2 separate regions of the Homo sapiens genome follow, and region 1 is linked to region 2. Evidence: chromatin contacts called from ENCODE Hi-C or POLR2A ChIA-PET data. All regions are on one chromosome and are shown on one strand. Each heading gives the region's core, a stretch centred on a gene start or an enhancer-like site at or near the end of the contact. The rest is flanking DNA. Distances are from core to core; before and after follow the strand shown. Region 1 holds the start of LIMD2 (LIM domain containing 2). Region 2 holds the start of MIR142HG (MIR142 host genes).

The links. Hi-C counts contacts between places; a loop is a spot of excess contacts on that map. ChIA-PET counts read pairs that join two places held with the same protein, here RNA polymerase II (POLR2A). Pooled maps may share reads with other maps.
Region 1: a loop to region 2 is called in a map with no recorded cell type, with 11 times the contacts of the local background. The contact joins the promoter of LIMD2 here to the promoter of MIR142HG in region 2. A Hi-C loop is called at or near these places in 1 of 37 single-sample maps with no recorded cell type and 8 of 50 pooled maps. POLR2A ChIA-PET finds 5 or more read pairs at or near these places in 2 of 52 experiments (CD4-positive, alpha-beta memory T cell and activated B cell).

The regions. Positions count from the first base shown.
Region 1 is chr17:63,698,830-63,703,567 of GRCh38, reverse strand. LIMD2 (LIM domain containing 2) reads left to right here and starts at 3,443. Exons shown (of 5, transcript NM_030576.4): 1 at 3,443-3,536; 2 at 4,220-4,311; 3 at 4,499-4,540; 4 at 4,630-4,738. The coding sequence starts at 4,270. LOC729683 (a long non-coding RNA gene) reads right to left here and starts at 3,230. Exons shown (of 1, transcript NR_046273.1): 1 at 883-3,230. STRADA (STE20 related adaptor alpha) reads left to right here. Exons shown (of 13, transcript NM_001003787.4): 13 at 1-736. RefSeq lists silencers at 1,465-1,544, 2,735-3,694, 3,785-4,244, 4,335-4,564 and enhancers at 1,965-2,064, 1,860-2,444, 2,445-3,030.
Region 2 is chr17:58,330,894-58,335,600 of GRCh38, reverse strand. MIR142HG (MIR142 host genes) reads left to right here and starts at 3,081. Exons shown (of 1, transcript NR_186557.1): 1 at 3,081-4,707. The region is part of intron 2 of TSPOAP1-AS1 (TSPOAP1, SUPT4H1 and RNF43 antisense RNA 1); the gene reads right to left. MIR142 (microRNA 142) reads left to right here and starts at 4,283; the gene lies at 4,283-4,369. RefSeq lists enhancers at 1-193, 1,934-2,023, 2,614-2,683, 3,184-3,253, 4,054-4,193 and 2 more and a silencer at 2,764-3,073.

The DNA.
Region 1 (4,738 bases), core at 2,194-4,693, 5.4 Mb before region 2:
GGGATGCAGAGGCCACCCAGAGGCCCTTCCTGAGGGCCGGCCACATTCCCGCCCTCCTGGGCAGATTGGGTAGAAAGGACATTCTTCCAGGAAAGTTGACTGCTGACTGATTGGGAAAGAAAATCCTGGAGAGACACTTCACTGCTCCAAGGCTTTTGAGACACAAGGGAATCTCAACAACCAGGGATCAGGAGGGTCCAAAGCCGACATTCCCAGTCCTGTGAGCTCAGGTGACCTCCTCCGCAGAAGAGAGATGCTGCTCTGGCCCTGGGAGCTGAATTCCAAGCCCAGGGTTTGGCTCCTTAAACCCGAGGACCGCCACCTCTTCCCAGTGCTTGCGACCAGCCTCATTCTATTTAACTTTGCTCTCAGATGCCTCAGATGCTATAGGTCAGTGAAAGGGCAAGTAGTAAGCTGCCTGCCTCCCTTCCCTCAGACCTCTCCCTCATAATTCCAGAGAAGGGCATTTCTGTCTTTTTAAGCACAGACTAAGGCTGGAACAGTCCATCCTTATCCCTCTTCTGGCTTGGGCCCTGACACCTAAGTCTTTCCCACGGTTTATGTGTGTGCCTCATTCCTTTCCCACCAAGAATCCATCTTAGCGCCTCCTGCCAGCTGCCCTGGTGCTTTCTCCAAGGGCCATCAGTGTCTTGCCTAGCTTGAGGGCTTAAGTCCTTATGCTGTGTTAGTTTCGTTGTCAGAACAAATTAAAATTTTCAGAGACGCTGCTGGAGAATGGCATTGTGTCTGCGTCAGCTCAGGGGCTACAGGCTGCTTCCTGGTGTGTGTGCTTGCAGGGATGGCCGTGCTGCCCCAGGTGAGAGCTGTCCCACCATCCAAGAGCAGGCCCATGGGTGCTCACTGAAGCTCAGCAGTGACCTCTTACACTAGATAGACCAGTTTATTTGAAAACCTGTAACAGATCTGTCTCTTAACTATCTAAAATTTTAAGACTATGAATTTTAGCCTGTGGTCATCAAACCACTTTGGAGCTAAAAAGTTCCAAAGATTGAGATTGAGGCAGAGGATGCTGGTGGCCTTTGGCAGGAAAGGAGGTAGAAGGGTTTGTCTTGCAACCGGACATGGGTGTCTCCTTACCCTGGGTGCTAGCACCCAAAGAGCAGGAAACCTAAGAACCAGCCCCGCCCATCCCTGCCATGCTGGCTGGCGCCAGCGAGTGTGAGCCAGGGGGTGCAAATCTGAGGCTCCCTGCAGTGCTTCCAGGGCACATGGCTTACCCTTCTCCCAGTCCCTCAGGGGGAAGGCCCTCCCCCAGCTCAGGCACCTCAAATGCCCCTCTAACCTGAAGCTGCACTGAACCATCAGGTGCCCTTGCTTTCCGTTTCCTCCCAAATTTTAACAGCAGTTTAAAGAAGAAAAGTAAGCCTCTTTGGGCAGTGAGAGGCTAAGGTGAAGGGAATGACACTGACCCTGGGCTAGGATGGGGCCTGGGGCGAGTGAGTGTCGGGGGCGGCGGGGAGCATTTCCGGCCCTCCTCCCCCTGCTTTAAACCTCAAGTTCCCTTCGCCTCGCCCCGCCCTCCCCCCCCCACACACACACAAACACAGAGTCTGTCGCCCAGGCTGGCGTGCACTGGCTTCATGTTGACTCACTGTAGGCTCCACCTCCCGGGTTCAAGCGATTCTTCTGCCTCAGCCTCCCGAGTAGCTAGGATTACAGGCACACACCACCACGCCTGGATAATTTTTGTATTTTTAGTAGAGACGGGATTTCACCATGTTGGCCAGGCTGGTCTTGGACTTCTGACCTCGTGATCCACCTGTCTCTGCCTCCCAAAGTGCTGGGACTACAGGCGTGAGCCACCGCCGAGCCAAGTTCCCTTTTTTTGTTTGTTTTTGACGCTGGTCATCAGTTTCCTTTGCTTCTGGATGCCTTCTGCACCTTGCTGTTGGGGCATCCTCAATGCCCATCTGCAGCTCAGCCCACAGGCCCGTCCTGGGCAGGGTGCCGGGGCCTCACCATGCCCAATGGCAGCAAGCCCTGCTCCTAGTACCCCCGGGGCTTCCCGTTTCTTGCATCAAACAGCCCCTTTGGAGAATCTGATGACAGGTGTGGAAGCTTTCCCGAGAGGCAGCCACTTTAGAGGGTCTGACGCTCCCCACTAGAGAGTCGGCCCACAGTGCAGACAAAACGCAGATCTTCCTCTAGAGAGAACAGAAGGCTGGAGAGGAGACGCGGAGCCGGTCCGTGGAGTCCGCCAGCCTGGGAAACAGCTGGTCGCTGGGGAAGCTGCAGCCTCCCTGCTCCCCTGCCAGGCGTCGGGCGAGAGCTGTTCTGTTCCCTGACAAGCGCGTGGGCCGCCAGTGCTATTCCTGCCACAGTGTGGGAAGGCGCTGGGCTAAGGGCTGTGCTTCCCGGAGCTGCTTCTAGCCTGATTTCCGGCCAAGCCACGCAGTCCCTGGTGCCCGGGAAGGCGCCGGCCTCGCCGCCGCTCCAAAGCGAGTGGCCGTCTCTCGCCGGCTGTGCCTCCGGCCTGCTGTGCGGCTGCAGGGAGGGAGCAGCTCTGCGGCCCAAGCTCTGTCACCTCAGCTCTCTGGGCCGCGGCTCCCACGTGAGAAATGAGGTGCGCTTGTTGGAGAGGGGGCCCCCGTTGCTGCCCACAGAATTCCGCCCCAGAAACGCTTGAGTACGTGGAGCCTCGGGGGACGGGTGCTCCGGGAACCACGCATACCGGCCTCCCCAGCCCGTCGCAGGGTTGCAGAGGCGCCGAGGGCTGGGGGGGCTGCCGGGGCTGCCGGGCCCTCGTGCAGGCTCCTCCCCGCAGCCTCGCGGCCGGGCCTGGAGACCGCGTGCCCGGACGCCGCCGCCAGCCTCGTGGGCCGCAAAGGGGCGGGGGCGGCCCCTGGCGGCGGGAGGACTCGGCCGCCCGAGGGACCCCGGGCCAGGCTCCGGGGTCGCCCCGGCTGGGTCTCTGCGGCCCCACAGCTCTGGGCGGGGATGGGGGCGCCGGCGCCTACGCGCGAGGCCAACCGGGGGAAACCGAGGCAGTGAATGGCCCAGGCCCCGCCCGGTTATCCCGGAGCCAGGCCGGGAGCGCCCAGTGTCCCGCGACCGCAGCCGCCGCAGCCTGAACTCGTCCCCTCCCAGTAGGATGCGGAGCGCGGCCCTTCCATCCTGTCCCTGCCACCGTTGCTTCCCCACGCCGGGCCGCCGTCGGGATGGGCAGACGGCGCGGCCGGTACCCGAGGCCTGCGAGCGCGAGGCCCGCGGGGCGCTGCGGAGCCGGGAGCGCGGAGCCGGGGCGGGGGACAGACAAAGGCGGGGACGGCGGCGAGGGGAAGACAAAGCGCGGAGGGGGGTCGGCGGCGGCGCCGGGGCCCCGAAGGCGGCTCCGGGCGCGGCGGAGCCAATGGGCGGGCGCGGGGCGGGGGCCGGCGGGGGCGGTGCAGCGATAAGGCGGTGGCGGCGGCGGTGGCTCGGGGACCACTGGTAGCGGCAGCAGCTCGCGCCCGCGCCCTCCTCGTACCCGTGCGCCCCCGGAGACCGATCCCGCCCCGCGGCCCAGGCCGGGCCTGGTGAGAGCCGCGGGGGGAGGGGCCGCGTCCGGCTCCGGAACCGGGAGAGGCGCCGAGGGGTGTGGGGTGAGGGCCGCCCGTGGGGTCCCGGCGAGTCTGCGAGCCGCTCTCGCCCGGGGCGCACAGGCTCGAGTCCTCGTTTCAGGGCCGGCCCCCGGCTGGGCGGAGCCGAGACCCGCTGGCGGGGCTCGCGGCGTCGGGGTCTGGGGTCCGGTCCTCGCGGGGCCAGGTCGGGGGCCGAGGGGCGGGGCGGGCGGGGACCTCGGGCGCTGTCCAGGGGCTGCGCAGCCTAGGCCTGGACGCCCGGGCGCGGCGCAGGGCAGCGAGGGCCGGGGTCAGGTCGGGGCAGCGGCTTCTCATCGCGGCCCCGCCGGCCCCGACCTCCCCTCACCCCAAGCGGTCCCAGCCCGCGGGACGCACACGGCGGCTGCGCGGGAGCCCCCGGCCCCTCCGCTCCCGCTAACTTTGTTCTTCCGAGGGACGGTGCCACTCGGGACCCCGGCCCCTGGGGAGCAGGGGTGGGGGAGGTGGGTGAGGGGCGGAAGTGGCAAGACCAAGAGCAACAGGAAATGACTTAGGGAAAGTCCCAACCGCAATCCCCCCAGCCCCTGCCTGTCAACACCCCCCACCCTGCAGGCTGGGGCCGGGCTGGCGGGGCCCTCCCGACTGACTTCCCCTTGCAGAACCCAGCGGGTGCCGCTTCTCCACCCGAGGCTTCCACCTCCAACGAGCCATGTTCCAGGCTGCAGGAGCCGCCCAGGCCACCCCCTCTCATGTAAGTGCCCGGCTGGGTGGGAGGGCCCCCCGGACAGGAGCCTGGCCTGGGGTGAAGGGGAGAGGCATCAGAGTTTGCCGGCCCCCTTTGTGCCCTGCGGCGCGCCCCTGGGCCTTGGGCTGATGGCTGCAGCCCTGATCCAGGGCCTCCCGGAGCTGCCCCTGCCCTGACCGCCCCTCTCCCTCAGGACGCCAAAGGCGGCGGCAGCAGCACGGTGCAGCGCTCCAAGGTAGGGGCCTGGGGCCGGGTGTGCGGGAGGAGGGGTGTGAGGGAGCGGGATGAGCACTGGGGCAGCACCTGGCTGAGCTTCCCGCACAGTCCTTCAGCCTGCGGGCCCAGGTGAAGGAGACCTGCGCCGCCTGCCAGAAGACCGTGTACCCCATGGAGCGGCTGGTGGCCGACAAGCTCATTTTCCACAACTCTTGCT
Region 2 (4,707 bases), core at 1,832-4,331:
TCAGTGCTCACTAGAAGTAGGAACCAAGTGTCCCCATCAGACCTGAAGCTCTGCCCCTGCTTTGGGTACAAGACACTCACTTGCACTGACACACACACTCGTACACACTGCCTATCAGGCTGGGAGTGCCCAAGGACAGGTCCTGTGTCCTTTTCTCTGCCGGCTCACCTTTGCCTACCCACAGCCTCAGCTTGGCACACAGAGATGGTTGTCCCCCAGGTCGGTAAGGTGGGGGTGGCAGTGAGGGACCATGAGCCTGGAGCCCTCCAGGATTCCAAGCCCAGATCCCTCTATCCTGATGAAGGGCTGTTCCCACCTTGTTCCTGCCGCCCCCGCCCCCTACTTCCTCTGAGCAAGAATCTGAATGTCAGAACCAGGGAGGGCCGTGGGGGACTTTTGACAGCAAGTCCAAGTGAGCCAAGGTTGCCCAGTGACAGCCTGCTTGAACCTGGATCGGCCGCCAAGGAGGCGGAGTTTGAAGTATCAACTTGAACTCCTCTCTCCACAAAGACATCAAGGGTTTGGTTTTTCTCATCCTGGGGAACTCAGGCAACAGGTGGCTTTGGAGGCAGGAGTGGGAGCCAGGCCACTCTCACAGAGGTACTTATGTTCTGAATCCACCCCCAGCTCCTTCCAGTCACCCTGTCAAGCACTGGCCCCAGATTCCCAGGTGACCCTCCCTGTGTCTCTTGGGGAGGACGCAGGTGTGTCCAGGAGTGTAGATAGGCCTCCTCTAGGTGTGTGTACAGGACTGCGGGGTGTGTCGGCGACAGCGTGTCTGTGTCTGAATGTTTTGGGCTCTCTGGGCCGCTGTGTCTGCATGTGTGTTTCCATGCAGGCACTGGCTGCTCTTCCCTCAGGCACCTGCTGGTCAGTCACACAGGCCACGCATCTGGGTGGTGGCAGCCTACGTCAGGCTTCGAGTCCAGCAGCCTTGTTCCAGTCACAGGTGGACGGCCCATTCCATGTATCCTAGCCATTCTCACAAAGTTTCTTATTGTCTCTGTATTCTTATTTTAGACTCTGCCCCTTCCCCTGTCCTTGATTTTGTCTCTGGCCCTGTACCATTTCTTCTGGTTTGAGGCCCAGCAGAGTCGGGAGTCATCGCTGGGCTGGGGAAAGTCCAGGTCCTCATTCCATCCTTCTTTAGCCCCAGCCTCGGGATGGGAACCAGCAGAGGGCCTAGACTATCCAGAAACCCCCTGACCCCAGAAGCTCCGTTGACAGAGAAGCTGGGCCCTAAGCTCTCTTCTCAAAAAAAGAAAATAGATAAATAAAAATAAAAACTATTGGTGGTCTTTAGGCATTGAGGTTGTACAGAGAAAATCAGCCTCTGTTGTCACAAGACAACAGGCAGCAGGGACACCTCACCCTGCTCAGGACAGGAGAAGGGCTAGATTGGAGACTGTTGGAGCCATGTGTGTCCCTTGGAACCTCAGCTCTGACTCGCCACAGGTCACATGCTGAGGGGTCTATGGCATAGCTGGGCCCAGAAGCCGGGCTCCTGGGTCCCATTCTGTGACTCTCTTTTGTGGGGACAGGACGCCTCTGAAGTGAGGGCTATGGAGGCATCATAAGCAGGAGTAGGAGGTAAGATGCTCTCAGGGGAGGAGCCCTGAAGAATGGGGGTCCAGGAACCCAGGTTACTGCACAACTTTGATATTCTTATCCTCTTATCGCCTGGGGCAGCCACTTCCCCTCCACCCAGGTCAGAGGCAGCGGTGGTCTCTTAAAGGAGTATCGCCCCATTTCTGGCCAGCTGGCCCTGCAAGGCAACCCTCCTCACCACTTTCTCTTTAGACTCAAGGGGGTGAAAGGCCCCATTCCCCCTTTCTCTGTCCCATTTTAGGGACCTGGGAATGGGGCAACTTTCCAGGTTGAAGGACCCCCTTCCTGGAGGGAAGGATGTGGGGCCATCTCCCTCCCCACTGCCCCCATGCCAGTCCTCTTCTAGGCCCTGAATCTGACAGCTCCCTAAGGTCTGTGTGGGCCTAAACGGAGGACCCAGAGAAGAGGTCCATGGCCTTCTGGGAAGGAGTCACTGGGTGGTTTTCTCTCTACCGCTCCTACCTCCCCAAACCCATTCCTCTTGCTTCCAGAGCCAAGCCCATGGAGAGGCTTGGAGAACGCTGGGGGAAGATGGTATGGGCTGGGCTCAGCCGACGCTGTCCCCTGCCCACCCCCACACCCTACTCCCCTCCCCCAGCCAGGGGCCCTGGGCTGGGCAGCTTCCTGCCTTCCCCATGGGGAAATCGGGGGTGGCATGCAGGTGGGTGGGCCCCATGCCCACATCCGGTGGCCGCCAGAACCTTCCCTCGAGCCTCTTTCCCGCCACTCCTCCAAGCCCCCTTCTCTCCGCATAGCACCTGTGCCCCACCTTAGGACCTGATCCTCACCCAGCTCTGCCCTGCCCTCTTGTCCCCACAGGTCCCAAAGAGAGCGTGAACACCTAGCCTAGTGCCATCAGTCCACCGGGCCTGAGAGTGTCCCCCGCACTGTGCCCTGCAGGCTGAGGCTGCAGGAGGGGTGGCTTTGTGGGGTGCTGAGGACAACAGTCTCCATGGACGCCCTTCATGCATCAGCACCTCCATGGCCCTCGGGAGCACACGCAGAGGAGCCAGGGCCTGGCCTGAGTGTTGGGAAGGGAAGGGAGTTTTCTGGGCTGAGGTCAGCAGCGGTGGGGCTCAGAGAGAAGGTCCTTTTCTTGTGCTGGAATTCTGGACTCCCCGTTTTGGGCACTCACCGAGGGCCCTGTCGAGGAGCCCTGGTCTTCTGGGGTCACCCTCAATGCCCTGAGTCAGTCCCAGGCTCTTGAGCCATCCCTTGGAGCTGGTGCCACGGGGGGAAGGGCAGCTGGGGCCGGAAGCCACCTGCCCAGGGCATGAGAGAGGGTCCCCAGCCCTCCCGCGGGCCCACCCCCTTCTGTTTCCTGTCAGTCTGTCCTCCCCAGGGAGGGAGGGAGGGAGGGCGCTCATCCCCTGCGGGCGGGGGCGGGGCGCGCTCTGAGACCGTTGGGCGCCCTGAGATCTGGCCCACGTGGCCTCGGGGTTATAAGCCCTGCCCTCCCTGAAGGGAACCCCACTTCGGAGCCTGGAGCACAGGGCGAGCTCTCCTCCGCCCTGCAGCCTCAGGTAAGGATCCGGACCTTCACTGCTGCCCCAACTGGGGCTCCTCAGCTCGGGGCCTCTAGGGGCTTGGGCTGCTGGTCTGGGTGGAGGCGCGTTGGGGGTGTCGAGGAGCTTGGGTGCAAGCCCCATGCGGGAAGCTCAGGGCAAAGCGCCTTGAAACCCTCTCTAGTGAAGGAAGGTAAAATGGCTCCGGGACCCCAGGCGGGGAAAGAGGTGTCCAAGGAGGAGGGCTGGAGAGTAAGGCGGGGATGGCAGAGGGTACGCAGAGGCTGAGAAGTGGGACCAGTGTCTCAAGGGGCGCCAGCCTCTTCCTCCGCCCAACATGGCCACCATTTTTGTTGGGATAGCCTTGGGCTCCTGCCAGGGGAACAGCAGGGCAGTGAGGGAGTCAGGACTTTGGGCTGGTGGGGAGGCCGAGAATCAAGGCTCTGGGGAGTCAGGACTTTGGGGCTGGTGGAGTGGCTGGGGACTGAGGCCCTGGGGGGTCAGGACCTTGGGCTGCTATGGAGGCTGGGACTGAGGCTCTGGGGGAGTCAGGACCTTGAGCTGGTGGGGAGGCTGGGAATTGAGGCCCTGGTGTGTTCAAGACCTTGGGCTGGTGGGGAGGCCAGGGCCTGAGGCCCTGGGGGGTCAGGACCCTGGGCTGTTGGGGAGGCTGGGGACTTAGGCCCTGGGGGGTCAGGATCTTGGGCTGGTGGGGAGGCTGAAGGGTGGGGACTGAGGCTCTGGGCAGTCAGGACCTCACGGTTGGGGTGGACTGGAGACCAAGACCTTGGCAGGGGAGCTGTGGCTGCCTCATTTGGACGCTGGAGGGTGGCTAGCGTGGCTGGAAGCGGCCAGCCAGGGGTTCACAGAACTGAAGGTGAGGCCTCCAGAGGCCCTAGTCTCTACCTGAGTGTCTCTGAAACTGGGGGGATGGGGTGGAGCCTTTAGGGGGAAGGGAAGAGGGAACTGAAGAGGAAGTGGGGGAGGGAGGTAGAGGAGGCAAGTCTGGCGCCATGCTGAGTCACCGCCCACAAGGCCCAGGGCGGGCCCTCGGGGGGCCCTGGCAGGGTTGGGGGGATCTTAGGAAGCCACAAGGAGGGCTGGGGGGCTCTTGGAGCAGGAGTCAGGAGGCCTGGGCAGCCTGAAGAGTACACGCCGACGGACAGACAGACAGTGCAGTCACCCATAAAGTAGAAAGCACTACTAACAGCACTGGAGGGTGTAGTGTTTCCTACTTTATGGATGAGTGTACTGTGGGCTTCGGAGATCACGCCACTGCTGCCGCCCGCTGCCCGCCACCATCTTCCTCGGCGCTCGGGGACCTCGTGTGACAGGTGAGCACCTTACGGCCCCTCCCTACCCTGCCCAGATGCCTGAAAGGCCTCCATGGCTTTCCTGCCCTTCCTGGTTCCGGACAGCTGGGGAAAGGCCACAGCAGCTCCTCTGCTGCCCTGCAGTCTTTGGGGGCGGGGAGGGCTGGACATGTGGAACCCTGATGCAGCCGCAGCGTCAAGGACGAGGAAGGGGTGGGAAGGGATGGTACGTGGAGGGGAATGGGTGGTGGGACCAGGGACCCAATGCTAATAAAGACTGG